Regions from separate parts of the Homo sapiens genome. Here regions 1 and 3 are each linked to region 2. The links are chromatin loops, found by intact Hi-C in ENCODE. Cell type or tissue: mammary epithelial cell. All regions are shown on one strand. Each heading gives the region's core, and the rest is flanking DNA. Links, peaks and the distances in the headings are about the cores only. Region 1 overlaps CRYL1 (crystallin lambda 1). Region 2 has its middle 76 kb from the start of MIR4499. Region 3 overlaps LOC105370102 (a long non-coding RNA gene).

What was found. Peaks named below come from ENCODE experiments on the same cell type or tissue, not always from the same donor. Only the 100,000 strongest peaks of a DNase experiment are listed, where the experiment ranks them.
Region 1: a loop joins it to region 2, with 9 times the contacts of the local background. A loop is called at or near these places in 5 of 110 quality-filtered maps.
Region 3: it touches region 2 in a loop (6-fold over the local background); 2 of 110 quality-filtered maps call a loop at or near these places.

What each region holds. Positions count from the first base shown.
Region 1 is chr13:20,415,346-20,425,499 of GRCh38, forward strand. The region is part of intron 5 of CRYL1 (crystallin lambda 1); the gene reads right to left. Among named protein-coding and RNA genes, the nearest start is that of MIR4499, 13 kb to the right of the region's middle. RefSeq lists enhancers at 1-514, 515-1,096, 3,682-4,881, 9,809-9,858, 9,869-10,108. In mammary epithelial cell, for the core only: no CTCF peak of the experiment used is centred there; a DNase peak (open chromatin) is centred at 4,646; H3K4me3 peaks cover 154 bases; H3K27ac peaks cover 1,508 bases.
Region 2 is chr13:20,353,218-20,363,371 of GRCh38, forward strand. No RefSeq gene overlaps it. Among named protein-coding and RNA genes, the nearest start is that of MIR4499, 76 kb to the right of the region's middle. In mammary epithelial cell, for the core only: CTCF peaks have their summits at 5,424 and 5,636; DNase peaks (open chromatin) are centred at 1,694 and 6,284; H3K27ac peaks cover 917 bases.
Region 3 is chr13:20,298,745-20,308,898 of GRCh38, forward strand. The region is part of intron 1 of LOC105370102 (a long non-coding RNA gene); the gene reads left to right. Among named protein-coding and RNA genes, the nearest start is that of GJB6, 72 kb to the left of the region's middle. In mammary epithelial cell, for the core only: no CTCF peak of the experiment used is centred there; a DNase peak (open chromatin) is centred at 5,057.

The DNA of each region.
Region 1 (10,154 bases), core at 212-8,211, 61 kb after region 2:
AGCGAGAAAAGGGGTTCGAAACCCCCGCCGTGCCCCGCAACCGGCTGCGGCGGGCGACAGCCAGGTGCCTCAGGTCCGTGTGCTGGCTTGGACACCGCCCTGCGTCTGCAGAGAGCGCGGCGGTGAAGCGGGAGCAGGCGGCCTGGCCCAGGAGCCAGGACGGCCACAGCCACGCCACCACCGGCGAGGGCGAGGGCCAGGGCCACTCACTGTGACCCGCGACTCCCTTTTAGAGAGCCACTTTGCGTTTCGTTTTGTTTGCGCACACGGGACACAAGCATATCGAGGCTGAACAAGCCACAGTCCACGTTTCCAGGAGAATTACAAAGCAAACGCTTGGCCTCGCCTGCCGCAGACTCCGCCCGCTTCTAGAGGCCCGCACCCTGACTCCTGCAATTGCGGCTTTCCCGCTTTTCAGACTGGCCGCCCGTGTTCACATTCCTCAGCTGCAGCGTTTGCTGCTGGCCCATTTCTAATCTTCCTGTAAGTGGAATCACTGAGCGCGCGTTCTTTCGTGACTTGTCTCTCACCATCCTGTTTCTCAGATTCACCTGCGTCATGTGTCCATCTCCTTGATGCAGAGATATGAGTTTAGTCATCCACCCTGCGGCCATGAGCCTTTGGCTAGTCTGGGGCTCCTGTGAGCAGGGCAGCCAGGGTCACGCGCACAGGGCCCGGGCCGCGGCTGGGGCCCAGAGCATCCTTCTCCCCGTCACTGCGGCGCCCCGGCCTCCAGAATTGTGTAGAAGAGGTCCCGTCGCGCCTCAGCCTCGCCACGCTTGGTGTCCTCACCCTTGCAAAGTTTCGCTAATCTGGTAGGGTGAAATGGTATCTCACCAGGTTTCCTTCGAGTTCTAAATCACCCTACCACATGTTCACTGACTGCTAAGGAGAGTGAATCAGTCTGTGCAAGTCACTGCAATGCTGAGGAGGGTCGCCTCCTTTCACTCCCAATAGCGAAGCTGTAACGGGTCGGGGCATCACGGGGGCTGGGGGATATCTACCTAAGGCCCACAGAAACTCCCGGAACCGTCAAGAATCCCGTGTGGAACACAGGCATTGTCGCCTCCTCTCCCTGGCAGGAGGTCTGGAGGCAGGAAGGGTGGCTCCCTGCCCTCTCTCCAGGCTGCTGGAAGGCCTGGGCTGTGGCCCCTCGCACCCCCGTGGGCTCTGGAATGCTGTGAAAGGCAGCCAGGCGGCCTGCAGTCGCTCCCTCACCCTTGCTTTCCAGGCCAACATTCCAAACAGCCCCAAGTTTTCATTTTAGTATTCAAACTGGGAAGTATGCAAACATGGAAGCCACCCTATACTTGCAGTGTTATTTGGCTTGGCTCTTTTAGAATCGTATTTAGTATTTTTAGAGCTGATTTTTAAAAAATCATTTTTAGGATTGCAAAATAGAAAAAAGGTGAGCCACTCAAGAGTAGGTCCTTTTTGGTTTGTATCATCTGAGCTAACAGCCCCTAACTAACGCCTGAGAAGGGTTCTCCATGCTGCCCCATGACCTGGGAGGAACCACATTCCCTCCAACTCCCATGTTCTCAGTTCTGCCTGATTTCATCTAGAGGAGGGCTGTGGGTCTTCCATCAGTCACTATTCACCAGTAGAACAAGTTAGAAAGGGAAAAACGTTTTGATACTTTCCCTTCCTCACTGCTTCTTTCTGCCCATTTGAATTTCTGAAATGGATTTCTCAAAGCTTGAGTTTTTACCAAGAAGCTAAATATAGAGAAAGAAAAGGACCACAAGGCATTCAGTTGAGAAGCTCCACAACTAGGATATCATGTCCCCAAGGCAAACGTTTGAGTTTCTCCCTGCTGCACTTGGTGCTGAACTAAAGCTTTTCCATTTAGGATGTTTTGAAGCTCAGGTTGCTTAATTTTGCCACTGAGCTTAATTCCACCCAAAGCCTTGTGACATCTGTGGCCTAATATTATCATAACAATGACAAATAATCATTTGTCATTGATAAATAATCGCAGCAGCATGACAGGCAGAAACAAGTGCTTGTGTTGAAACAGGGAACTGACAAGCGATTCCTTATAATAGGTGACGGGCAACACAGCTGTGCGGAGATGGGAACCCTACCTGAGTCCAGCCCTTCTGTGGTTCTGTTAACATTGATCAGTTTAGCAATCAGTACTTACTCCATTTTAAGGTAAAATTCTCAAGTCACACATACAAAGAAAAGATTATTTAAAAATCATACAAAGCAATGAATACTACAATCACTGTTAGTTCAAAACATGGTTTCGCGTCCTGAAAATCATTGGGCAAAGAGATCCCAGACAGTGTTAAGGAACCCCTTTTATTGAAAAACTCCTTGCTTCTGCTTCCTTAGTTAAAACCTGAGATTTTTCCACAGTGGAGTAACACATGCATAGCTGGGGCACATATTTTGCACCTGATTTGGTAGGAGAAAATGCCCAGGCTGAGAGGAGCCACAAGACATCCGTGAAGTAGGAGAAAATGCAAGATAGTTAATAACGTACCCAACTGCTATGAAACAAATGTTAAGTCGAATGAAAGGTTTAGGGATGTATCACTCAGGGTTCTACCAGACAAAGCCAGTAAGATTCACACACATACACACATACATCAAGAGATTTATTTCAAGGAATTGGCTCATGTGACTGTGGGCCTGGCAAGTCAGAAAGCCATGGACAGGCCATCAGGAGGGCAGGCCGGCAACTCCAGGCAGGAACTACCCCACAGTCTGCAGGTGGAATTTCTCCTTCCTCAGGGAGATCTCAGTTCTGCTTGCAAGGCCTTTCAATGGACTGGATTTAGCCCACCCAGACTATGGAGAATAATCTCATTTACTTAAAGTCAACTATGTACCAAATACCTTCCCAGCAACATCTAGACTGAGTTTGACTGAGTGACTGGACGCTCTAGCCTGGCCGAGCTGACCCTCTCAGGGGACAGATACCCTCAGGGATCTTGGATCAAGCACTTCTGTTTGTTTGTGGGGTGGGGATGGGGAGAAGAGGAAGCAAGACACATCTAACAATTAACAATAGCAAAGGGTTAACAGATGCTGTGGTACTTACTCTGGTCCTTCGGACAGTCCCAGAAGAAGAGGAAGGCAGGAGAGAAACTTGTGTGGTGGAGGCACACGATATTTGATGGATAAATCCTCCTCCGTGACTATCTCCTCTACTGATCACCAGCTACACCGAACCATCTTTCCTTCTCTATAATCATCCCATTCCTAGATTTAATTTTCTGATTCATGTATTTTTTGCATGGCCTCATTTTCATTTGCTTTTCTCATTTTTCTTCATACCATTCTTCCTCATCCACTTCTTTTTTACTAATTCCCAGCTTTTGATCTTCTATTTTGTTTTGCTCTACTTTTCCCCCAAACTTGGTCCTGAATTTTCACATTTTTCTTGTGCAAACACTACAATAACTTTACTACTACTATCACCAGCAGGAACACAGACTTGCTACCCAGGAATTTGGATGAGGTTCTATTCAAGTTCTTCCACTCCTCAGCTAGAGTTTGGGCATAAGTCCACTGTCAACTGAGAAACAGGAGAAAAATTAAGAGTCAGGAGTCACAAAAGGTTTTATCTTAGGTGAGTGTCAAATAAAGAAACGCAACAGCGAGAAGTAGAGTACTCTGCCACCTTCAGCCCTACGAGGGCGACATGAAGAAAGCACTGGGCTTGTGTGGATCACCCCAGGGCAGCGGCCAAGAAGAAAGGATTACACCAGCACGTCCATCTCAATCTCTAGTGAAAGAAAGGATGGAACAAAGTTAAATCTCGGTGATTTTCTCATCTCCAGAGATGTTCAAGGACAGACCCAGACAAGAACAGTCACTTGCACAGAAGTAACTCGAGCATGAGCTAGGGTACTAGACTATCCCTCTGAGAAACATCCAGCCCTAGGGTCCTTGCAAATGCTACAGGGAGTAACAGAGTTAGAGATTAAGTTTATTATTATTATTATTATTTTGAAATGGAGTTTTGCTCTTGTTGTCCAGGCTGGAGTGCAATGGCAGGATCTCGGCTCACTGCAACCTCTGCCTCCCAGGTTCAAGCGATTCTCCTGCTTCGGCCTCCAAATAGCTGGGATTACAGGCATGCGTCACCACGCCCAGCTAATTTTGTATTTTTAGTAGAGACACAGTTTCTCCATGTTGGTCAGGCTGGTCTCAAACTCCTGACCTCAAGTGATCCACCCGCCTCAGCCTCCCAAAGTGCTGGGATTACAGGTGTGAGCCACCACATCTGGATAATTTTGTATTTTTAGTAGCGATGGGGTTTCTCCATGTTGGTCAGACTGGTCTCAAACTCCTGACCTCAAGTGATCCACCCAGAGTGCTGAGATTACAGGTGTGAGCCACCACATCCGGCCTAGATTAAGTTTATATTGAGAACTACCACAATGATTCATGAGTCTCTCATGAGAAACTAGTTGGAATTATGAGTTTGTTCCCTCCACTTATACATACTGTACCCACATGTTTTCGTTTTCTATACTCTTCACCACATGTTGCTTCCCCCACATGCAACAGGAAACTGGCTCCACGGCAAGGGTGAAAAAGATCTGACCCAGTGGTTCCCACCCACGCCACCTTCCAGGGAGAAGGTGAGGCCAAGATGAGACTTTAATAAGTCGAAAATAAAAGACTGCTAAGTGCTGCCCCACAATTACTCACAGGCTTGTGGTCAGGTTTGTGAGCTGCTTGGCCTGTTGCCGGCACTTACAAGCTTTCTTGGAAGCAAGACACAGACATTCCTGCGGAATGACTTGAGCAAATTTTGCTAACGCTACAAGGGTTGATTGAACACCACCACATTGAACTGATGCAAGAGGACACTGAATCACACCCATAAAACACCCGTCCTGTCAAGAGTCTTCCAAGAGGACGCGCAGGAGTCAGCGCTCCGGGGAAAGAAGATGAGAAACACCAGGTGGACCACCCTGGCCAGGCTGCTGGGAACAAGCCTACGTGCACAGCTGCCGGAGGAGAGGCGGGTCTCCCCTCTGGGAGGCATCTCAGCTACATCTATCAAGTTATAAAAATGTTACTCTCCCGCAGGCTGAGCCCACTCCCAGAATTATTCCAGAAAAGACTCCAGAAGAAGAAACCATATGTGCATAGAGGCTCACTGAGGCCTGACCTTAAAACATCCCGCAGTAAGGGAAAGATTGGATTTAAAAGAAAAAAAAAAAAGACCAGCTAAATGAAATATCATAAAGCCATTAAGAATGAATAAAAACTTGAGTAGCATGTTCATAATAGAGACTAGACAGGAACAAAGGAAAATGAAAGCAATTGACTTAGGGTAGAGCAAACACAGGTGGAGTTTTTCCCTTTGACTTTTCTTTAAAATAGAGGTTGTGTGTGTGTGTGTGTGTGTGTGTGTGTGTGTGTGTGTGTGTGTGTGTTTTGAGACAGAGTCTCACTCTGTCGCCCAGGCTGGAGTGCAGTGGCGTGATCGCAACTCACTGCGACCTCCGCCTCCTGGGTTCAAGCGATTCTCCTGCCTCAGCCTCCCAAATAGCTGGGACTACAGGCCCGCCACCACGCCTGGCTAATTTTTTGTATTTTTAGTAGAAACAGGATTTCATTGTGTTAGCCAGGATGGTCTCGATCTCCTGACCTCATGATCCGTCCGCCTTGGCCTCCCAAAATCCTGGGATTACAGGCGTGAGCCACTGCGCCCAGCCTAAAATAGAGCTTTTAAATAGAAACAAACAAACAAAAAAAAAAATGGAAAGGAAAGAGAGGAAAGACTTTGCCCTAATAAAAGGGACATTCCAGAGTACTTCAGGCCCCAGTGCTAATTCCCTGGTGCACTTTTTCTTAGAACACTGTGTGTATAATGATGCTTTTAGGGGGAAAAACAACAGTATTATAGAGTTTGAAAGAAAGGGAAAGCCTCGACTTTTACAACAAATACAACAGCAAAAAGAATCCATCATTGTGTATGAATGTGAATACATTCACTTCCATTCTATGAGGGTAGTGATACTTTAATTGAGGGGTCCTCTGGGAATACAGTTTACTACAATAAGTTTTGAACCAAAGAGTGTAAGCCCTGACTCCAAAAACAGCCATGGAGCACAAGCCCCATATCTGCCTACTCCCCACATCTTTACCCAGAGATGCTTCCTGCCTTGATGGCCCATAGGGCTCCAGTGGCCTCTCACCTGGCTTCTACCTGCAGCTGATGGAAGGCACAAAGGCTGGCTCCCACAAGGGAAGAGGGATGCAGTGTCATTTGTCACCTCCCACCTCTCTTCTCTTTGCCTTTTCTCTTGGGGGCTCCTTACCCCCATCCTCTACTTCTGGGGACCCTTACCCCTGGCCTGTTAACTTCCCAACTTCAAACTGAGGGAGCTGAAATCCATCATTTATATTCACTGCTCAAGCACCTATTGGTAATGATTGCTAGAAGGTGTTATAGTAACAGCATTTTCATTTATTTATTTATTTATTTATTTATTTTTAGAGTTAGAATACTAACATAGAAGCTTTGCAGCATTTTGGGGATTTTTAATGAGTATGTGGTTGATGTTATTTATTTGCTTATTAATGGGGATACAGGTATCTCTAAATTCATAAATCAGCAGTATCTCTCTTTTCAATAGGGTTTTGTTGCTCACCAATATGACTACTCAGAAAATGGCCACCCACAAAATAATAAATAATGGTATAAAAATAGTCTACTTCTTATGGAAAATTGCTGCTAGAAAAAAAATCCTAATTAAGGCCAGGCGCGGTGGCTCACACCTGTAATCCTAGCACTTTGGGAGGCCAAGGCAGGCCGATCATTTGAGGTCAGGAGTTCAAGACCAGCTTGGCCAACATGGAGAAACCCCATCTCTACTAAAAATACAAAAAATTAGCCAGGCATGGTGGCATGCGCCTGTAGTCCCACCCACTTGGGAGGCTGAGGCAGGAGAAGCCTTTGAACCTGGGAGATGGAGATTGCCATGAGCCGAGATCACGCCATTGCACTCCAACCTGGGCCACAGAGTGAAATTCCATTTCCAAAAAAAAAAAAAAAAGTCCTAATTAACTAATGATTCCAACACAGCAAATAAAAGTTTGCAGATAGAATTCCAGTTGCTGTGGCAGTTGACATTATCCCTGCGAACATCTGCACTACTCTAGAGAGAAATCATTACAAGGTACAAACGTGCTCCCTTGCACCTCCAGCCAGGCTGGGGTCGCCCAGCAAGTGTAAGCAAACCTGTGGGAAAGCTGAGCTGGACTTGGCTCTGCACACGGGTGGCATGCAGCTTCTGACTCTAACATAGAGGAGGAGAAAGCTTTACAAATATGCTTAGATGCCATTTCTCTGCCAAAGCCACCAGCCTTTCTGGAAAAGTCTTGCACTCCTGCTCTCCTTTTGGAAGAGCCCCACATTCCAACAGTTTGTCATGTGCATCCTAACCCATCTCGAGTGGTATCTACAGTCTTTCCAAACAAAGGGCCACGCTACTCTGTGAAAAATGCCACTGGAAGTTTGATAGGGATTGCACTGAATCTGTAGATCACCTTGGGCAGTATGGACATTTTAACAATATTAATCATTCCAATCCATGAACACAGAATGTCCTTCCATTTATTTGTGTCTTCTTCAGTTTTTTCATCAGTGTAATTATAGTTGTCAGTGTACAGATATTTCACTTTCTTGATTAAATGTATTTCTAAGCATTTTGGGGGCAGCTATTGTAAATGGAATTGTTTTCTTGATTTCTTTTTCACGTAGTTCCTTGTTAGTGTATAGAAATGCTACCGACCTTTGTATGTTGACTTTGTATCCTGCAACTTTACTGAATTTATTTATCAGTTCCAACAGAATTTTAGGGTTTTCTATATATGAGATCATGTTGCCAGCAAACAGTGACAATTTAACTTCATTTCCAATTTGAATACCTTTTATTTCTTTCTCTTGCCTAATTGCTATGGCTAGGACTTCCATACTACGTTGGATAGAAGTGGTGAGAGTAGGCACCCTTGTCTTGTTCCTAATCTTAGAAGAAAAGCCTTCAACTTTTCACCATTGAGTATATTTGCTGTGGGTGTGTCACGTATGACCTTTATCGTGTTGAGGAACACTTCTTCTATATCTAATTTGAAGAGAGTTTTATTATAAAATGATGCTGAATGTTGTCGTGTGCTTTTTCTGCATCTGTTGAGATGATCATATGGTTGTCCTGTATTCTGTTAACATGACATATCACATTTATAGATTTGCCTATGGTAAAGTATCTCTGCACCCTGTGATGAATTCCCCTTGATTATGTTATTAAATATAGGATCATTTTAATGTGCTATTGAATCCAGTTTGCTAGTGTTTTGTTGAGGAAGGCCAGACTCTACTCTCTATTTGACTGGAGGCTCTCTCGGTGGACACTGAGTACTCACTGATTCATGGGTGTGGGGGTGTGGGTTCTTTTTTTTTTTTTTTTTTGAGACAGAGTCTTGCTCTGTCACCCAGGCTGGAGTGCAGTGGTGTGATCTTGGCTCACTGCAACCTCTGTCTCCCAGGTTCAAGTGATTCTCCTGCCTCAGCCTCCCAAGTAGCTGGGACTACAGGTGCACAGCACCACACCTGGCTAATTTCTGTATTTTTAATAGAGACGGGGTTTCACCTTGTTGGCCAGACTGGTCTCGAACTCCTGACCTCGTGATTCCCCTGCCTTGGATTCCGAAAGTGCTGGGATTACAGGTGTGAGCCACCACGCCCGGCCGGGAATGGGCTCTGATATAGTTCTAGGGCTCCTCAAAATAATCTTTCAGTACTTCCCTGTAGATGAAAAATATCACCTCTCTCATTGCTTCTGGCAGAAGATCATTCTTACAGAGCTCTCTGCATTTGAAGCCAACAAAAACACAGGTCTCAATTAACCAGGAGGCTGGTCCTAGCAACGTGGGTGATGTATCCGCTCTAACGACCCTGCAGTCCCAACAGAGGTGCTGCTGAGTGGCTGGACTGAGAAGCAGCATGTGGACTCTGTTGGAAAGGAGCTGAGGAAGAGGACAGGCACAGTGGAGCTAGGATGGTCTTCAGCAAACCTCCCAGGGACTAGGAGCTGGAATAGTCAGAGCCAAGAGAGCTCTCCAGTACCCTCTGGTAAGGCACTTACTCCCACAGACACACTGACCACCCAGACTTCAGAAGGCGCAGAAGACAGAGGCCAGCTGAGCGAAGGGACAATGGCCCAGGCCATGTGAGAGAGGAAAGAAAGGCACAGCATCCTGGGGTGCCCGAGGGATCAGCTCTAAGCGGCACCTGGGGCTTTGGACAGATGCTGTCAGAGGAGACAGAGACTGAACCGGTCACAGAAGAAGCCTGGTAGGAGAAGCAGGGGAAAGATTCCCCCAACCCCCTGCAGAGCCCGCACAGGCCTAGCCCAGGGCAAAGCCGGCAGAGGGAGAACACATCCTTTCTGGGGTGATGTGAGCCTCAGAGCAACAGGAAGAAAAGGCAGCGCTGAGATACACGGAGCTCTGGAAGCCCCATCAGCGATTCACTCAGATGCTTCAAATGTTGTGTCTTAAAAAAAAATCCTAAACTCTTAGGGTTCAGTTTTCAAGTAGGTAAGATGTAGAACCCCTCCAGCTGAGGCATGGTGCGGAGGCCAGACTTGGCTGTTTCCTGGCTCCCCCAACTTCCCTACACACTGGGCCCATCGCTCTATGTGACTTCGTGCCAAGACCACACAGATGTTGCCAATGTCTGCGCTGTGCTATTTTACTCAAGCCTCAACATTTTCCCCCGGACACATTCCAGGTGCACCACAGTCTGAAGCAAACCACAGCAATTCACTTCCAACGCCGTCCTTCCCCAGAAAAGCTGCCAGCAGGACCCCGTCTCCTGTTGGCGGTGGCTCCGCACAGGCTTCCTCTTGTCAAGCTCTGCTGCTTCCAGCCACAAGACTGCTGTTCCTGTCCTTGACCTCAAAGCCTGTGAAACGATGATGGAGCCCAGTTCTGCTCCTCCTTGGAGTGCCCGCTTTGTGCTGATTCTCTTCCAGAGTCGACATCTGAATAACCGTCAGTGAGCCTGCCTTGCTCTGTTATAGGGTCTCAGGGCACCTGCTCACGTTGACAATGATATTAGTGAAACGGCAGAGCCTCACCGGACTGCCAGAAAAGGACAGGCCACGCAGGCAGCTTGC
Region 2 (10,154 bases), core at 1,078-9,077:
GAAATTACTTCAAAATTAGCACTGAGAGATAAAAAGAAGAAAAATTAGGAAAGAGGGGTTAAGAAACATGGAGGGTAGAATAAGAAGGTCCCACATATGTTGAGAAGGAGAAAACAGAAAAGAAGAATATTTAAAGAGCAAGTAAACGAGAATTTTCTAAAAGCGAGGAAAGATGTAAATTCTCAGATTCCAAGGTCACAAGTCTGAAGTAGGATAAAAATAAATAAATCCACACTGGACACATCACAGTGAAACTGCAGAACACCAAAGAGACACACATGATCATAAAAGCAGCCATAGGGCCTTGCACAGTGGCACACCCCTGTAATCCCAGCACGTTGGGAGGCTGAGGTGGGTAGGTCATGAGGTCAAGAGTTTGAGACCAGCCTGGCCAACATGATGAAACCCCATCTCTATTAAAAATACAAAAATTAGCCGGACGTGGTGGTGTGCACCTGTAATCCCAGCTACTCGGGAGGCTGAGGCGGGAGAATCACTTGAAACCAGAAAGTGGAGGTAGCAGTGAGCAGAGATCGCACCACTGCACTCCAGCCTGGGCAACAAGAGCTAAACTCCATCTCAAAAAAAAAAAAAAAAAAAAAAAAAGCAGCCACAGAAAAAATGTGCACAATCTACAAAGAAATTACAGTTATACTGACTTCTTAAAAAGCAACAAGAGAAGCCAGAAGGCTATAGAAAAATAGCTTCAATGAACTGAGAGAAAATAATTGTCAACCTGGTATTGCACATTCAGTTTAAATATCATCCAAGAGTAAGGACTTCTATATCCGGGTTCCTACTTCACAGCACCCTATTATTTGAAAGAATAATAGGGATCTCAGACTTGACATGGTCAAAATAAGAAGTCTTATTTTTTTCCTCCAAATATGATCCTTAATTTACTTCTACCTCAGTCTTCCTCATCTCAGTAAATACTTTCACCATCCACTAGGTTGCTCAAGCCAAAAATGAGTCATCTTTGGTTCTTCTCATTTTTTCATTATTTCTCCACATCTAGCTCATCAGCAAGTCCTATGATTTTATCTACAAAATGCCTTGTGAACCTGTCTGTTTCTCTCCATCCCCATTGCTACCATCCAAGTCCAAGCCCTCCGTAGTTTCTCTACCTGACCTTTCCTGCAGATATCATCTCTCTTATACCTCTATAAACTATTCCCTACACAGAAGATAGAGGATCTTTTAAATTATAAAATATTCTATATTATTAACATTACATACATTATATTTTATAGTTTGCAAAGCATAATAATAAAATAACACTTGTGAACTCACCCCACAACTGAAGAGTTAGCAGAATGTTCCTGAAAAAATTAAATCTGAGTGTGTTACTCCCCTGCTTACAACCTCTAATGGCTTACGTTACCCTTGAAACACAATCCTAACTCCTCACTTTACCAGACTCCTTCTCTCCCTGCCTCTCTATGTTCTCATCATATCAACTCTTCTATTTCTAGAATATGCCCAGGGCCTTTGCACTTGCTGACACCTTTGCCCTAGACCTTCAGCGGGATGGCTGTTTGTGTCATTCAGGTCTCACGTCAAATATCACCTTCCCAGTGAGGCCTGCCCTGACCATCTTTCCACATGATTCATGTTTCATTTTCTTCACAGTAGGTATTACCATCCAAAGGTATCAAACTCATTTTGTGGTTTGTTTCCTGTCTCCCTCTTATAAGCTCCATGAGAACAGACACCTTGTCTGTCTTGTTTTTCCCAGGTTTACCCTTAATGCCTAAAACAAAGTCGGTTCTCAATAAACAGTTGTTGAGTAAATAGGCAAGCCAGCACAGCTGAACTAAGTTGTAAATAGTGAATTGTGGTCAACACTCCCTTGTTATTAGACTCTTCTTTGAGCTCTTTGTTGTAGAGCTCATGTTATTCTTCTATGAAAATTTCATCACAGTGGTTGCTCCCAGAATCTTTAGAAACCTTACAGCCGGCATATTATTCCAGCGTCCCTAAATCTACCTTGGTTTGGAGCATTGGAGAAAACTTCAGATTTGCAACCGAAACCTCATCTCACTCTGGAGAGAGCTAAGCCCTTGGGCTGTATTCTCCTTAAAAAGTGACTGCTGGGGACGTGACCCAGCACTATTTTTCCCTGATTCCTCTAATGAATTTAGCCAGATTATAAGGTTCTAGATCATTTTGTGTGTTTCCCCATGGGTTCTTAATAAAGCACACATGACCTTTCTACTTACCTGCTTGCTTAAACTATAGGTAATTTTAGATCATGAGAAAATCTCATGTTGCCCAACCACTTCTAAGAATCCTGTGCAATGGCCTGGGGTTCCATGCCTCTTCCATAAATTCATTTCTGTATTGAGCATCTACCACATGCAAACACTGGGGCTATATGCTGGGAATAATACTTCAGTGGTTCTTAGACATCAACCTGCATGCCAGCTACCTGTGGTGTTGATTAAACATGCAGACTTCTGTGCTCTAGCTTCACTTTGGTAAGTTTCAGGTAGGACCCAAGATTTGTGCTTTTTCACTCATATCTCATCTAACACAGGAGGTCTGCCAAGCACACTCACACGAACACCTGAGGGGAATTGGCTGGCATTTGTAAATGTATGGGAAACACAGCCCAATTCTCATGTCGTATATGAGTACCCATGATCACCTCCAAAGCAAAACTCTCATAAAACACTGGGGCTCCAAGTTTGCCCAAATGGTGGGCGTCAGTTCTCTTTTCCCAGCACCACTGCTTATGAAAAATTCCACTCTACATAGCCAATCATTCTTAAAAAATTAGATTGCTACAGAGGTAACAAATGGCCAAAGTGCTTTTTTTAAATTATTAGAGATAGATAGATAGATAGATAGATAGACAGACAGACAGATAGATAGATAGATGATAGAACCATTTGAGCAGAAAGTACAGAGAGCTCTCTTGTGCCCCAGCCTTCCCGTTTCCCCTGTGATTAACATCTCACATTAATTAGTATGGTACCTCTGCTAAAGTTAATGAACCAATATGGATGCCTTATTATCAACTAACAGCCATGGTTTGCAGGCGGGTCACTCTTAATGTTGTACGTACTAGGAGCTTTGACAAACGCATAATGTCTTGCATCCACCTTAACAACATCACACAGAATGGTTTCACTGGCTGGACAATCTCCTGTGCCCTGTGGCCTAGATCCCTCCTTCCCTGCCTCCAAACAGTACATTTAATTTTAACAGATGCTCTCAAAGGATCAAAACTAGCTTCATTATTCATTTTCTTGTTTTTATAAATATTATTAGTCTTGAAGTATGAATTTGGATTAGTCTTTGAACTTCATATAATCCACTTCTTATCGTATTGCTATCACTACTGCATCAGTATAAACAGCACCTGGAAGTCATTTCCAGGAGCCCTTGGCTGTCAGCTGGCTACATTCCAGAGCTGCTCCAGCCCCGCGCTGTGTGCCTTCCCTGAAATGCCTCCGGTCCTCACATCCATCATAGTCAGGCTCCGGGCTGCGATCCCCCATTAATACCCAAGAAGGGGGGTGTTCCATGGTGCTGGAGTTTTATTAAAGTTCACATCAGGGCCAGGTACGATGGCTTATGACTATAATCCCAGCACTTTGGGAGGCTGAGGTGTGAGGATCACTTGAGGTCAGGAGTTCAAGACTAGCCTGGGCAACATAGTGTCTACAAAACTTTTTTCTTTTATTTTTAATTAGCCAGGTCTGGTGGCACATGCCTGTAGTCTCAGCTACTCAGGAGGCTGAGGCTGGAGGACTGCTTGAGCCCAGGAGTTTGAGGCTGTAGTGAGCTATAATTACACCACTGCACTCCAGCCTGGGAAAAAGAGCCAGACTCTGCCTCAAAAAAATAAAATAAAATAATAAAGTTTATGTTGACCCACAGCCTAGGCAAGTCTTTCTTACAGAACATATGCTCAAAGAATTGTATAACTAGCTGTGGTCTAAGGCTCAAGTTTAGGGGGTAACCACACCCTCTCCAGACACCTGGCTGCAGGGAGGGAGGAAGAAGATCCCAGCCTAAGTGGGTGTGGCTGGGAGGACAGTGGCCCTGAAAGGCCTTGGCAGACATGTTCCTGAAGGACCTTGCAGGGGACTTTATTTGCTATACTGACCCACTACACATGGTATTGGGTTTGGCTTCTGGTCATCCCCAAGAGGTGATCTGCAGGGGGCCCTACCCTCCCGTCTCCTCCGACTCCTGTTTATCATGAAAACTGTAATGGACAGAGAAGTTTTCTATGCCTCTAGGTGGTGAAAATGACCAGATTTGGTTGTGGGGTCATAGTGGACACTAAAGATCAGCAAGGGAAAAAAGATGTGACTATAAACTTTCCATTCTCACAGTTGTTTTGAGACCCGAGTGTACGTTTAATGTTTTCAACAGAAGAGGCTGCATGAAGAAGAGTAAGTTAACCGCGGGGAGGCTGTGAGAATTTTTCTGCGCGGACAATGGAGCTCAGTGTCTGTTTCAGTGTTTGTGCTCTCTATAGATACCTGGATGATTCTTGGGCCTCAGTGTGTTCTCGCTCCCTCCCTGCCGAGACTCAAAGGGATGATGCACGCTGCCCAGCCAAAACCAGGACAGAACGTCTTTTTCCCCGTGGGAATGCGCTCCCGGCGCCAATTCCAAGGCCTGCCTGGGTCCTATTCAGGCAGTGCTGGGGTGAGCAGCAGGCTCGGGCCCAGCTGACACGGCCAGAGATCCCCAGTGACTACTTTCCTGACATGGCAGAGATGGCAGATGGAGAATCCATAAGCCCCAGTTACACCCGGGAGCTCACACTGTGGCTTCAGTCTCCAAGGAGAGTGGGGAGAGCCCTGGCCCTCCGTGAAGGATTGCTTCCGCCCAAGGGGGGCCAGTGAACCCGAATCACTCTGCTGGATGGTGCTGGGGGGCTGATGCAATCTGCATTCCTTCCCCTCGCACCCCTTACCCCTCGCTACCTCCCCCTTCTCATCCTCCCCACTCGCACCTCTCCTTCTCCCACACCTGGCTGACACCCACTCTTGAGTCACTGTCAGCTCCAAGACAGAACCGGCATCCTGGGTGCTTGGCAGGAGCCAAAGGAGCATGTTACAGGATCTCTGGCTTCACAGATGGGGAGAGAGCAGTTCAGAGAATTGCGGGTTCCACATTTGCTTGAAGTCACTCATCAGCCTTTATGTTACATTACAACAAAGCAGCCCAGGGGACATGGACTCATAGGGTACCTGGTGTTTCCCCAACTGTAGGGGGGATTCCGGGACAAATAAAGTTTGCCACTGGGACCCTCCCCCGAACTGTGCCCTGTCCCACTCCTGTGACACACTCTCTGCCCACAAGAGAGTGGCCAACAGTGGAGGCTGAGAGTGACCACCTGCCTGCCCTCAGTTATTAAAGGCTACTGGAGAACAAGCCTTGAGTGCGTGCTGAGAACACATGCCCCTAGCTGCCATCAAAGAGAATCACTTCATATGATTTTGACCATAAGCAAACTCTTCCACCTTCATTTTTTAAAATAACGGCTTTATTGAGATATGCATCACTTACCATGAAACTCACTCTTTTAAAGTGTACAACCCAGGGTTTTCAGTGTATTCACGGAATTGTGCAACCATCACCCATCACCCCTAATTTCAGGACATTTTTATCACTCCAAAAAGAAACTTTGCACACATCATTCTTCTCTCCCCACAGCCTCTGACAACTGCTGATCTATTTTGTCTCTATGGATTTAGCAGTCATGGACATTTCATATACATGGAATCATACACTATATGTCCTTTCATGACTGACATCTGTCACTTAGCATGATTTTATGAGATTCATCATGTTGGAGCATGCACCCATGCTTCCATCCTTTCTTTTTTTTTTTTCACAGTCTTGCTCTGTCGTGCAGGCTGAAGTGCAATGGCACGATTTTGGCTCACTGCAACCTCTGCCTCCCAGGTTCAAGCCATTCTCCTGCCTCAGCCTCCCAGGTAGCTGGGACTACAGGTATGTGCCACTATGCCTGGCTAATTTTTTTGTATTTTTAGTAGAGATGGAGTTTCACCATGCTGGCCAGGCTGGTCTCAAACTCCTGACCTCAAGTGATCTGCCCGCTTCGGCCTCCCAAAGTGCTGGGATTACAGACGTGAGCCACCACATCCTTTCTAAGGCTGAATAGTATTGCACTGTATGGATAGACCACATTTAGTTTATCTGCCTGCTGGCTTATGGACAATGAGTCACTCCACTTTTTGGCTACTATGAATCATGCTGTTGTGAGCACTTGTGTACATGTCTTTATATGGATGTCTGTTTTCCCTTCCATTGGGTTTGCTTGGGGGTGGAATTGCTGGGCCACCTTCTTTCTCCATGAGTGGAGCATGCCTATGCGCCCATCCCCGCATCTCCCATGTGTGGAGGCACTGCCCAAGCTCGTCTGTACTCTGAGTCACAGGGCTGTGCACCATTACCGATCACCATCTATGGGTCAGGGACTTATCAATGAGCAAGACATAGCCCCTGCCATCACTAACTCACATTCTGCATCGTCCTGTGCCATCCCCACCACCCCACCTTGGTCAGGCCCAGTGTCCAGGTGTCTTCAACTGCTCACCTTCCCCCTATTTTGTTGCCCTGAAGTTCATCCAGACATCAGGGTGCCCTATTGAAAATGCTAGTTAATATGACCTCTCTGCTCTAACCCCAATGTTGGAGTCTTGTCATCAGTGGGATAGAGCTGGTGTGACTGCACCAGACCAGTCAGGTTCAACTTTTATGAAAGGAAGTTGTGAGTTGCTTTCAGTTGCCATGGACCCCAAGTCGTAGGTCATGTAAGCTGAGCATGCCCAAACGGACCAAGCATGCAACCATGGGCAGAACCTGAGTGCTCAGACTGAGGAGCAGGGGCTGAATTAAGAAGCAGAGCATACATGGCAGGATCCAGGATCCAGGAGCCAATCAGACTGAGTTTGGCATCACTCCATGGCAGGATCCAATCAGATCACACCTCCCTGCAGCACCTCATTGCAAGATCCAATCAGACCACACCTCATTACCCTAGGCTTATAAAATCCAGGCCAGCCGCTAGCTTGGGGAGGCAGATTTGAGTGTTTTTTTTTTTCTGTCTCCTTGCCAGACTACCAGCAAAAAAGGTTTTCTTTTCTCAAAAGCCGGTGTCATGGTATTGGCCTCTGTGCACATTGGGCAGTGAGCCCACTGATTGCTCAGTAACATGGGCACACTCTGGGGCCCACACAAGCCAGGAATGATGTGGCCTTTACCTGCTGCTCCAGCTGCATCTGAGCCCAGTATCCCCTGAACACAAACCCCCACCTGCATGGAGCTGCATGCGGTTCTCGGGTACCTCCTGGCTATGTTCAGCTCCTGTAGATTCCTTCAGATCCACTCCTTCCCATTTCCTCATCCAACTGCCCAGCAGAGTGCCTACTATGCGCCACACACTGGGATTCAGCAGTAAACGACACAAACATGATCCCCACCCTTATCCTTCTCCCAGGACTCTTATTAATCTAAGGCTCACCTCCCTTCTTGTAACTTCCATGAACTCATATGCTCCCTCTCAGCTCAGGGACGTTGCTGGAGGAAGCAAGAGAGCAGCAGATGAACCCTTATGTTCAGGAGGCAGATGGAGCTCATTCAAAGCCCACCTTGGCCTCTTCTTAACCCGAAGATTTTAGCAAGTCATATAACCTTTGAACTGCAACTCCCTGGATTGTGGAATGCCCAAAGTGTGCTGAGCGTGAAGTAAATAATGCAAGTGTAAAGTGTGCGGCATGGTCCTGGTTCATCTCAGGAGGCCGTTAGGAAACTAGCACTTATTTTTGCCAGGGCTTGAGCATAGAACATACTAATTTCCCCAATGGCATTATCACATTGTATTACTTTTTATTTACATGTTCTTTCTCCCCTACCAATCTCAGAGAATCTCAAGGGCAGCAATGATTAATTATTAATTTTGGAATCCTTGGTTCCTGGCACATTCCTTGAAAATAAATCATTGGCTTACTTTCCACTGATTCTCTTAATTACCCCTGAGAGGCAGAGATTGGAATTATACTATGCTGAGCAGCTCAATGTTTTCCCAGTAACAGCAGGAAAATCCCAATGCACAGAGAAGGAACCTGAATGACTTAGGTGGGACACACCAGGACAGACACCCGTGGTGATGACATTCTGTGCCCTTCATCCCACAGAGTGGTCTGTCTTCACAGTGGTCTCCCCTCACCACACTGAGCCCTCAAACTTCCTCTTTCCGCTGACCAAAGTGCACCCAGGCCTGCTTGTCCATTCAGACAGATGCCAGGGCCCTCTGCACTCCATCTGACCTCTGCAATATGCCGGTTCCTAATAAGGGAGCAGGATCCAGGTCCAGTTGTTCACACTTCTAATTTCATACCGGCAGCCTCAGTAAAGTTCTGCCATCAGGCTAAGGCCCCACTGATCGTCGACCTTTTCTGCATAAAGATTCACCTCCAGGGCTCTTAGAAAATACTGCTGCCTGGCTACCACCCCATCCTTAGTGTGACATAGGGTTTTTTTTTCTTCTTCTTCTGTTTTTTGTTTTTTTTAGAATAATTAGGCAGCTCTGTTGCCCAGGCTGGAGTGCAGTGGCATGATCTCAGCTCACTGCAACCTCTGCCTCCTGGTTCAAGCAATTCTCCTACCTCAGCCTCTTGAGTACCTAGGACTATAGGCACACGCCACCATGCCCGGCTAATTTTTTGTATTTTTAGTAGAGACGGGGTTTCACCAGGTTAGCCAGGATGGTCTCAATCTCCTGACCTTGTGATCCGCCCACCTCAGCCTCCCAAAGTGCTGGGATTACAGACGTGAGGCACCACACCTGGCCTGCCCCGGGTTGTTTTTTTTTTTAAAGCTCCCCAGGGATTTGTAAGTGCATACCAAAGACTGGGAACCCCTGGCTTAGCTCACAGAGCAAAGAGCCTTTTGAGGGTTCCCCTCGACAGTTGCTCCCTCACCTCCAGCTGTGGGGCCACACAGAGCGCTGGGCCATTGTGGTGTTAGAGACCAGAGTTAAAGGGACTCCATCTGTAATATCCAGGACAAATGGGCTGGCAGGTGCTGCTCAAACCCTTACACACAGATAGTATTTGGGGAGGTGAGGTCAATTCCCCCATTATGGAACGCTGCGGTTTTAAAAGCAAGCAAACAAACAAAAACAGGAAAAAAGTGAGCTTTTTAAAACTAAGGTAAAATTTGTCCTCAACTTCCTGGCCTTGATTGGGCTCTGCTACTAGAGCGGCAGAAGCAACTCACTTCCCTGCTTCCACGGACCTGTTTCATGTAATGCATTTTGCAGAGATTTGAAGACAGGGTCCTTGACTTGGGCAGCTAACAGCCTGAGGCTAGAGGCAGCCACCCCTGAACAGTGAACAATTCTGCAAGGCGCCTGGCAATAGTACTATGCGGGGAGGGGGTAGGAACAAGGTGCTGCAGGGCGGGGTGGAGGAGGAAATGAATTCTGCCTGGGAGAAGCGGGAGTGCGTATTTGAGTGGGGTCTGGAGCAGGTGCATGCAAAGAAGCACCTCAAAGGCACGGGCAGGTGTGTGCAGGCGTGGGCAGGCGTGGGCAGGCGTGGGAAGGCGTGGGCAGGCGTGGGCAGGTGTGGGCAGGCGTGGGCAGGCGTGGGCAGGCGTGGGCAGGTGTGGGCAGGTGTGGGCAGGCATGTGGGCACGGCACAGGGCTTGTCCAGGCCAGATGCCATTAAGCACAGGTATCTGTGGTGGGCAGGGGACACAGTGGAAGCAGATAGAGAAGGTTTGCTGGGGTCCCATGGAGGGGCGCCTTGTAGGCCATGGTCACTCTAGGCTGATGCAAGGTGCTCAAGGTTGAAGGCAGAGGTGACTGACCTGTGCTTGAGAGAGGGTAGGGAAGAGAAGCTGCCGGACTTGAGGGGCTGAAATTGTCCTGTAATAGTCCAGGTCAGGAGTGTTAATGATGCCCCAGCTCGGGCAGTGACTACGGCAAGGAGAGTTTAACATGTGGTTCAGTTCAGCAGACATGGGGAACTCACTATGTGTGAAGCAGGACACATCACGGAGGCAGCCCTCAAATGCTTGAAGACAGTAATCCTGCCCCTGTGCTGTGGCGGGTTCTTTAAGGGGTGTGACTTCCTCATCAGACCCATTGCTCTCAC
Region 3 (10,154 bases), core at 827-8,826, 55 kb before region 2:
GTGTGTCCATCTCTCGTTGGAGGGGCTGATGCCTCTTTGAAATCCAGTTTACTTGGTTGCCTTATGAACTTAGTTCTCTTAGGGGCTCAAGAAACGTTTATTTTCTCATCTTTACAGTAGGGAAGACACCAGTGCTGCTTTCTACATCCTAGGCAGACGTGACTTCTTCCAGTGCTATTTCAACTCCATGTCCTTTGTGTCTGACCTCATTTGTCCTTGCTGAAAGCATTTAGGATCTTCTCTGGAATGATGATGTTCTAAAGTTTCAACACAATTTTTCATGGTGTCAGTCAGTCTGTTTTTATTTATTGGGAAATTTTTCTTACCTCCATTTTTTCCTTAAGTCTGCTCTACCTAGAACTCTAATTTTGGACTTCCTGGATTTCTTATTCGATTTTTAAAAATATTTTTTCTCCTATATCTCAGAGCTCATTTATCTTTTTTGTTCTGCTTTCTGGGAGATCATTCTTATCTTATCATCCTATCTAAACAGAGAGAGAGATTTCCTTAAATGCCTGAAGCCAAAAGAGAGGCGGAAAACGTCCTTCTCGGATTTTGCCGCTTGATTCAGAGTAGGGCACTCCTTCGGTGCTAGCCAGGCCACCTGTGACTTTACTGTGGCCTTCACATCCTGCTTTGTAGACTTCCCCCCTACACTCCAGATCCACCAGACTGTATTAGTCCCTGGCACCAGCAAGCTGCACCAGGAATGTGGCCACCATCCCCAAAGCCACTACCACTAGGGGATGGGACCGTAGTCAGGTAGGGGAACGGGCCACATTGCTGTTTTATTGAAATCCAGCTGCCTTTTCTTCATTTTTCAGTGCCTTGGTTGCTACAAATTTCAGATTAGATTCCAGAGTCCCCCAAAAGCTGATACCAACAGTCTTTGGCAGCTATGGCTGTTTCAGTGGAGGGACTTTTTCTTTCGGTGCCCGAGTCTTCCTTGACTGTGATGTCATGCCTCTATTTATTTTGTACATTTCTGCTCTCATACTTTTAACTTCTCAGAGCTTATCTTGTTTTCTAAATGTTCTATTTTCATAACATTTCTTTCTTAGTTCATGAAAATGATACCCATCTTTGAGGATATTAATTATAGTGGAAGGTTTGGGGATATTTTATTTTCTTGCTTCCTGAATTGTTTTTTTCCTCTGATTTATTTTTTTCAGTTTGTTTTATCTTTTCCTTTAAGAGCATTCTTGGAGAATGCAGTTGACTGTTAATACTGAGAAGTCACATAGTAAAATGTTGCTTGGAGTCTCTGTGCGTGGCAGGGCTTTGGCTGGTGTCTCTACAGCGGGGTGACTGGCGGAAGTCTCATAGGAGGGCTAGACTTTTCCCTGGTCAGCACCTACACAGTCACGGAAGCCCTTGTTTTCAGGATGGCTGCTCCCTGTCTTCAGCAGTTCCTGGTGTCCCTGAGTCCAGAGCCTTTCAGGTTCAACCTCACTGGAGAACCAGCTACCATTCCCTTCAGAAGGGGAGGGCAGTTTCCTGGCTAGGGGGACACCGCTGCTCCGCGTATGGCCCTCCAGGGGGGCCCCTCTCAGCTCACTCCATCCCTCTGCCTTCGAGGCCCTGTCCCCACAGCGACTCTGCAGCAGGCACGGGAGGAACTCACCTGCAGGCAGTGAAGGTGCGATTTCTGCCGCCCTGCTGAGGTGGCCACCACCAGCACCCGTTTCCACTTTCCACATTTCGTTGCACTCTTGTCATCTGCTGTTGCCTCTTCACCTGGTCTCTATCCTTGGGGATTTACACACTTTAAAAAATAATTTATGATCATTTTAATGAGGCTTGGGGAAAAGCAGAGATTAAAAGAAGTTATGTTTAATCTGCCATATGTCCACTATTTCTTTAATATCATTAAGAAGGAAAGCTGATGATACTAATAAGTCAGGCGAAACAGGAATTTATCAGTGATTTGATAAAATAGAGTGACTGTGGCATTGCCGCAGGGTGTGGCTATTCACCCCTTCTTGTTATGTGATTGATCTTTTGTTTTCAAAATAAAGTGTAAAGAATTAAGAGTGACAGAATAAATGTCATAGAAAAGCTATCTGAGCCTAGTAGTCAACAAAGAAGTGAAATGACTTTGATTACAGCTCATTCCTTTTTTTGATGTAAACCCTAGTATTTACCAAAAAACTATATTGTAGATGTATGTATAGTGGGCATAATCTTCCTTCCTCTTCACTGTTATTTAATAGCTTAATACCTAAACTCTTGCTATGATTAATATAACGGACATTAATTATTAGACAATTAAGATACCAAAACCGAAATCCTCTGATGCTCAGCTCAGTATAAGCTCAATTTTCACTACGTATAAATTGGATCATCAGCTAGACAGTCTCAGGAGAATTTATTTAGTCTAAGCATTGTACACATACGTGACTAGATGCTGTTTCAGCTCTTCCTACCTATCAAACAAATACAGTGAGCCTGGAGGTTGCTGGGAGTTGTAAGAGTGGGGTTGAGATCACATTCCCCTTTGCATAGTGAAATATCCCGTTTAATGAAGTTGTTTCTTTTGGAGAAATGTCCATTGAACTGCTGCAGACTCTGGGTTTGCATTGGTGAAAAAAGGTGAAGGAACTCTTCCTTGGCGCCCTTGGGAGCCTAGAGTTAGCGGAGGAGGCGGGGGTCCAGCCAGGTTTCAGGGCGGCCTGGTGTGTTTCCCCGGGAAGCATTCACGGGAGCAGGCCCAGGGCTCATCCCGCGGGGGCTGGTCCGATTGCGCCGGCTGCGCAGCGCTTCCCAGAAACCGCGCTTGGTGATGTTGGAGGCCTGGATCGGGCTCTGGTGGAGGGTGTTTACCACCAGGCCCCACGCCCTGGGTCTTGCCCTCTGGAACGGCAGCAGGCGCGCTCCCGGCGAATCTGCCTGAATCGCCGTGAATGCGGTGGGGTGCAGGGCAGGGGCTGGTTTTCTCAGCCGGTCTTGGCTTTTCTCTTTCTCTCCTGCTCCACCAGCAGCCCCTCCGCGGGTCCCATGGGCTCCGCGCTCAGAACAGCCCGGAACCAGGCGCCGCTCGCCGCTCGCTGGGGGCCACCCGCCTCTCCCCGGAACAGCCTCCCGCGGGCCTCTTGGCCTCGCACTGGCGCCCTCACCCACACATCGTCCCTTTATCCGCTCAGACGCTGCAAAGGGCCTTCTGTCTCCGGGGGTAGGACCGCAGACCCTCTGGTGGCCTGCCCGCCGCTGACCCGGCCTCACTCGGCCTCCCGCTGCACTTCTCCTGGGCTTCCGCGCTTCCCCGCTGCCGAGACCTTTCCCCAGCCGTTCCTCACTCATCCCTTCACCTCTGTCGCGCCCTAGGGTCTCGGGGCCTTACCTGACTCCCACCCTTCCCCTGAGCCCTCCGGCCCCTCCATCCTGTCTCCTGCTTCCCGCCTCTGCACAGCACTTAGCGCCGTGGGTGTACTGTGGATTTCACCCACTTGCTTTTTCTCTGACCTCTCCCACCAGGATATGCATTCCAAAAGGGCAGGGTTTTGTCTTTTCTGTTTGTTGAGACATCCCTAGAACAGTGAATGGTGCATTGGAAGAGCAGAGGAAAGCGTGGAGGCCTAGAGGTGACCCCAGCTCCCAGGACAGGAAGGACCCGGGAGGGCTCCTCCTGGGCCTGGTCACATGCGCTCACCCCAGGGAGGCATCCACTAACACGCTCAAGACTGCTTAATACTTCGTTGAGGACGGCTTGCCAGAGGCTGACGGCACAGTTGCCAGGAGGGAAGGCAGGAGAGATGGACAGATGGATACTGACTGTCCTTCGTGTGCCACCCTGAAGGGTGCAGAGCGTGATGTCCACATCAACTCCCCTGTGCTTTTAACACCACTGTGGCACAGGCGGGGTAGATAGTATTATATCTATTTATAGGTGGAGAAATGAGGCTTGAGAGAGGCTAAATGATACTTCCAAAGTCATGGAACCAGTGGGAACAGAAAGCCAAACCCCAGAGTCCTTTCTGGCACCCCATTCTACCAAAGGGAGAACTGCGCCATTGAAAACGGTCTTGTGCGTTACCTTTAGCGTGTATGATACAGGCTGCCCGCTCCTCATTAGAGAGAAGGTAGTGGGGAGTAGTCACCCCTCTTTTGGTTCACCCCCCTAATCTAACCCAGTATTAAAATAGGCTAAAAAGGTCATGATCTCAGAGATAGCATGAAATCCCAGGGGTGTTATTTTGAGTGCCAAGTATGTGCCAGACATTGTTCCAGGCACCTTACACTCCAAGCCTCAAAATAACCATGCAGAGTAGGTGGTGTCACGCCCATTTTATAGACGAAGAGACTGAGGCTCAGCGGGGTTGGATTCACTGTTTAAGTCTCCACTGCAGGGTGGAGCCAGGTGAACTCAGATATGCCTGGCTCCCAAGCCCATGTTCTTTCTGCTCACCAAGCTGTCCCCTTAAAACAACAGCAGGATTTCCAAATCAGGGTATTGTGCCTTTAGCACCCGTCACCTCTTGCTGGGTGTATTAATGTTCAAGAAACACAAGAGAAGGGTGTTTCCAGTGTGGTTAAGAAATAGACCCTCCTCAAGGCTTCAGCCAGGCTATAATTATTCTCAAGCACAAAATGTGGGGCTCTCCTGCTTGTCAAGTTTGGTTGTTTTTTGTCTTCTCACCCCATATTTTATTTTGGATTCTGTTTATATTTGATGTGTCAAACGGAAATGTCCCTTTTAAAGAAGAATCCTATCATTATCAGGGGACTGGATGCTCCTGAGAAGAAAATTAAAAGTCATCCTTTAAGATGGGTAGTGATAGTAGAGAATATTGATCCTCAAGGCTTTTGAGAGGACACACTGCAAGTGGGTGGTTTGTTTTCGGTGCTGCTGCAGTCCGGGAGATCTTGCTGGGACCTACCCAACAATGTGATTTCTAACATTAGGTTGCTTTTTCTAGTTCTTCTGATGAGCTTTATGGCAGAGAACGTCCTTGTATACATTTTGGAATGAGCAGTTCACTATCATGAGGCTTCTGCACATATTGTTAAGTAATCCTCGGAAGCAATTTGGCCCATAGTAGTCATTTGCCTGCAGTGTTTTCGCTGGCCCCGGGCAGTCTGTCCTGCCTCAGTTACAGGGGAGAGCACACACAGCGGGTGGCAGCCAACACAGTTTACTGTCACCACAGGAATGCAGATTTCTAGCAAGAAATATAAAATGGAATGTGCGTGTTTAAGTGTCCTTCAGGCATAGGCATGTTGCCTCATTAAAAAAAAACTTTCTTAACTGATGAGTTTACTAATAGCTACATAGACAACTACATATTTTAAATGCCTCTCATCCAAAATTTTAGAACCATGTTTGTTCATTCATTTACTCAACAACCATTTTTAATCTACACATGCCAGGTACTGTGCTAGGCACTATATATACAGTGCAGAATATGATAGACATGTTCCTCACTTCCTAATGCTCACCATCTAGCAGGTAAGACAGATTTCATGAAAGTAGTCATTTAGGCCGGATGCGGTGGCTCACACCTGTTATCCCACCACTTTGGGAGGCTGAGGCAGGCGGATCATCTGTGGTCAGGAGTTCAAGACCAGCCTGGCCAACATGACCAAACCCCATCTCTACTAAAAATAAAAAATTAGCCGGGTGAGGTGGTGGGCATCTGTAATCCCAGCTACTCAGGAGGCTGAGGCAGGAGAATCACTTGAGCCTGGGAGGTGGAGGTTGCAGTGAGCCCAGATCATGCCACTGTACTCCAGCCTGGGCGACAGAGCAAGACTCCATCTTAAAAAAAAAAAAAGAAAGAAAGAAAAAGAAATTAGTCATTTTAATTACAGTTATGAAAGATGAGCTAAAAGACAAGGACAGGGTCCCATGAGAATGTGTGACATGGAAGAATCTAACTTCCTGACTTTACAGATCAGGAAATGGAGGGATACAAAAGTAAGGGATAGAAAGGTCTGTCTGTTCTCATTCCATCTAAATCTCTCTATTATGCAATGAAGTATTATATTCAACCAAATTACACAATTTTTAATTGCACAGAATCTAAGAAATTTATTCATTTCTTCAAATGGTAAATAATAGAACTTGAATACAATGCATAGGAAGCAATTCACACCAAGATTCAGATGTTCTGCTCATATTCTTTAGGAGAGCTATGAACTTAAATGTATACAAAAGCACCCATTCACACAAACACATATGCACACATCCATGTATATTACAGGTTGTTATGGAGTGATCTCTAAGATACTATGAAGTGGAGAGGACCAGGCAGAAGCTGTATTTCTTTGAATGTGCCTCCTTTTGTAGACTGGACTGTGGAACCATATAAATACTTTACTTAATTATAAAACAAATTTTAAACGTTAAAATCAATCCCTAAAAATGGAAAAGAAAAAGAAACAAATGCATCTGAGTATTCAGATGGTGACAGAACCCCACATCAGAACCATCTAAAGCAACATTAAACCACAGTAATTTGACTATGGGATTTACATGAAGGGTAACATGAACTTCAAAAAACAACCAAGAAAACTTGTGTTTTCAGTAATGATATTGTTTATGCTAATGTTGGTATTGTCATTCTGAGATTGTTGTGTGATGTGAGACAAAGCAAAGAAGTAATCACTTTGGTTGTTAAGAACCAGGATTTTTGTATGGAGAGAGGTAAGATCAATGAGGTTCAGTAAGAAAAGCCACCACCCTGAATGAAAACAGAAAGCACCAGGATGAACTCATGATTCATTTTATCCTAAAAAAAAAAAAAATCTAGATCTACCCTAAAAATGATGATCCATCCAGTAGAAACAAGGTGTCTTGGTGCTTGGAGAGTGGGCTCTAAATAGCATTTCCCAGCAAAATGAAACAGGGCTTCCCAGAGAAATGGCTGAGTCCCAGCCTGGGGCAGGACATGTGCAAGAAGGACCCTCAACATCTTGTCACACCAGAAAGCAAGGAAGTCATTAGAGACAGCTAGGGCTGTGTTAGGACTCAGGAGTCAACTTCTGAGACCCCCACTGGTCAAGGATGGCACAACGTGAGTATCAAAAAGGTGCTGACTGCAACAGATAGAAACATACCAAATGGGTCTGATCTATGAGTTCCTAGTGATACTGGAAGATCATTGATTACCTTTGGGAGACACTAGGGGGCCAATTCATTATTTTGAAAACTCATAAATAAAGGGAAAGAGTCAAACGCCTATCCTGCCTCTCCTACATAAAGAGAAAACTCAGACATATGTGCCCAGCTGTTTCATCCTGCCAAACCTGTGGCTGGAGTCACCCCAAAAGTGCTGGCAGGGGAGTTCCTACAAGGGAGAGCCCCAAACCATCCTAAGGTGGAGTTGGTTGGGATTCCAAAGAAAGAAGCACTAGACGCCAGGGTGATCAGTCCACAGCATTTATTAGGGGAACTCACAGAGTAGGCTACAACGTATCCTTGTGAAGGACAGCGAGAGGGAAGAAGCATTCTACCTAGGGAGGGCCAGGGCATGGAGTTTATGTGAGGGTTTAGGGAATTTGGCTCAGGGCCAGGGCCAGTTTCTCTCAGTACTTTGGACAACAACGCAGATATCTTATTTGGTGCCTGCAAATGTTCAAGGGCCCAGTTTGGGTTCAAGCCTGCAGGGGAAAACCTGCAGCTAAGAGGGTCATAGAGCTGTCAAGACGTTCTGTGATTTTTGGTCAGGACATGGAAAGAAAGTTGCGGGTGGTGGGGAGTAGGGAACTGGGGAACCCTAGGCCAACAAAAGAACCAACACCACCTGTGAAATAACCCTGCCAAATATGTGAGCCTGATCCCAGTTAGGCATCTTGATCTATACCAGTTTACAGGAAATACAGATAACAGAGGAACGTGTTAAGTGACACCACAGGTCTACAACTGGGGAAGTGATCAGCAAAGCACAGACTATGGGAAGCTCTGAAAGTTAGAAGGAAAAACAAGGAAACACATTGGCAGGAAACTATAGATTCAAAGAGACATGAGAGGCTTATTAGCAAATCACAGGACAGGGGCCTTATAAGAACCTCGTTCAAATAAATAAAGGGTTAAAAATTATAGCACAATTAGGGAAATGTGAACACTCACTGGATATTTAGTGATGCTGAGGAAATATTAAGGTGAGATTACATTGTGCTTTTATTTAAAAGAGGGAGTCTGTGTCTTTAGAAATATGTATGGATAAAATAGTCTGTTGTTTGGGACTTGCCTCAGAGCCATCTAGGGAGAGGCGCTGGGGGCACCAAGCATATGAGATTGTTCATAAGTTGATAGTTGTTAAAGCAAATTGATGGAAACATGGGAGGTCATTATTCTCCACGTCTGTATATATGTATTTGAATTTTTCCACATTGAAAAGTTCGTTTGTGCAATTTCAAGAATGTACTGCAAAGAATATAATGTCTCAGTATAAATTATGTTTGTGACAATCATCATGATCAATAGAGGTAAGAAACCAGAGACATTTGAGGTTTCCATTTCCAAACAGCTAACTACCTCTTGCACTACAAAGCTTTGCATTGGTTGGTAAAAAATTTTCCCAGCTCCCAGAAGCATTTTCTTCCAAGTACAACATTTTAAAGATGGGAAATTATGCTTTCATTTCTGGCCATGGCGGGATCACTGGTGGAGGACCAGCCGTCCTGCCAAAGGCAATTATAAAACAGGAGAAACCGCAGAACTGTGACCTTGAGAAACAGGGACATGCGAGGCGGCCCTCAGAGCCTTGGCTTTCTATGTGGAGGGACTTTTCTGCCACAGCATCAGAGAGTGGAGTCCAAGTGAATGGTGGTCTCACTGAGCTGAACAGGCAGAAACTGGAGCTTGGGGTGGGTGAGGCAGCTGGAATGTGTGGGCAGGTGCTAAAGAACAGGGAGCTAAAATAATGGGGAGTGGCTGCTCAGGAGTCTATGTGGAGATTCACTGTTTCCTGGCTGATGGCCGGTCTGTGCAGGATGAGATTCCATAGGCCTAGCAAAGATGGCTTACTCTGCAGATGAGCCATGAGCAATGATACGAGAGGCTGTGCAGTGTTGGCAGATGTTTGGAGATCTGCTCCAGCCTAAGTGGAGACGCCTTACTGACCTGTGTTTTCAGTTGAGACCCCAGAAAGGTCATTCCTTAGGAGAAAGACTACATCCCAGAGCAATGGAAACACCCTATGATTAAGTTCAGAGCCAAAATAGACCCAACCTAACAAAGAATAAAACCACACCTGGCAGAATCAAAAAGATATGCTGCCAGGAAAATCCTCAATACCCATTAATAAAAGATGGCATAATACATGTTCCCTACAAAATAGCATCCACAACACTTAACATATGATATAAAATTACCAGACTTGTGATAAAGTAGGAAACTGTGACCCATAATCAAGAAAAACAGCAGTCAATAGAAACAGACCTCAAGATGATTACATGTTGGAATAAGCAAACAAAAACTTTAAAAAAATATGGAAAAGTTTAAGGAAAGATAGAACTGGAAAATTTAACATCTAAGATAAAAACATTCGCTGGAGGGGTGTGGAACCCATGAGATTGCACCTTGCTTGCCTCCTTCCCCAGATGATATAATTGAGTGTTGGCCCCAACTGCTGCACTTTGATGCTCACCCCTGAATTTGCACAGAAGCTGTGCCTCTCACTGGATGCTCCCTGTCCACGGAATCACACTTTTTAAATGCTGAAGGGACAAACCCTGCCAATCTGGACTTCCATATTCAGTGAAAAATCATTCAAAACTGAGAATAAAATAAAGATGTTTTAAAAAAGGTTGATAGTATTCATCACAAGAAGACCTAGCCTACGAGAAGTGCTAAAGAAAATTCTTCAGGTTAAAGAGAAATCAGAACAGATGGAAACCTGAATTCTCAAAAAGGAATAAGAAAACACCAGAAAGAATAAATATGTGTGCAAAAATAAAAGAATATATTTTTTCTCCTAATTTTGTTTTGAAAAAAACTGCTTATAGCAAAATAATAACTTTATATTCCAGGATTTTTCTTTTACATAGATGTAAAATATGTGATAAGAAGAGCACAAGAGATGGAGGTTAATGCGGTTTTACTGTTGTAAGATTCTTATGTTTTATGTAAAATGGTACAATATTAATTCTAAATAGATTCTCTAGAGTAAACACTAAAACAATACAATTGAAGAATTAAAATAGAATATTAG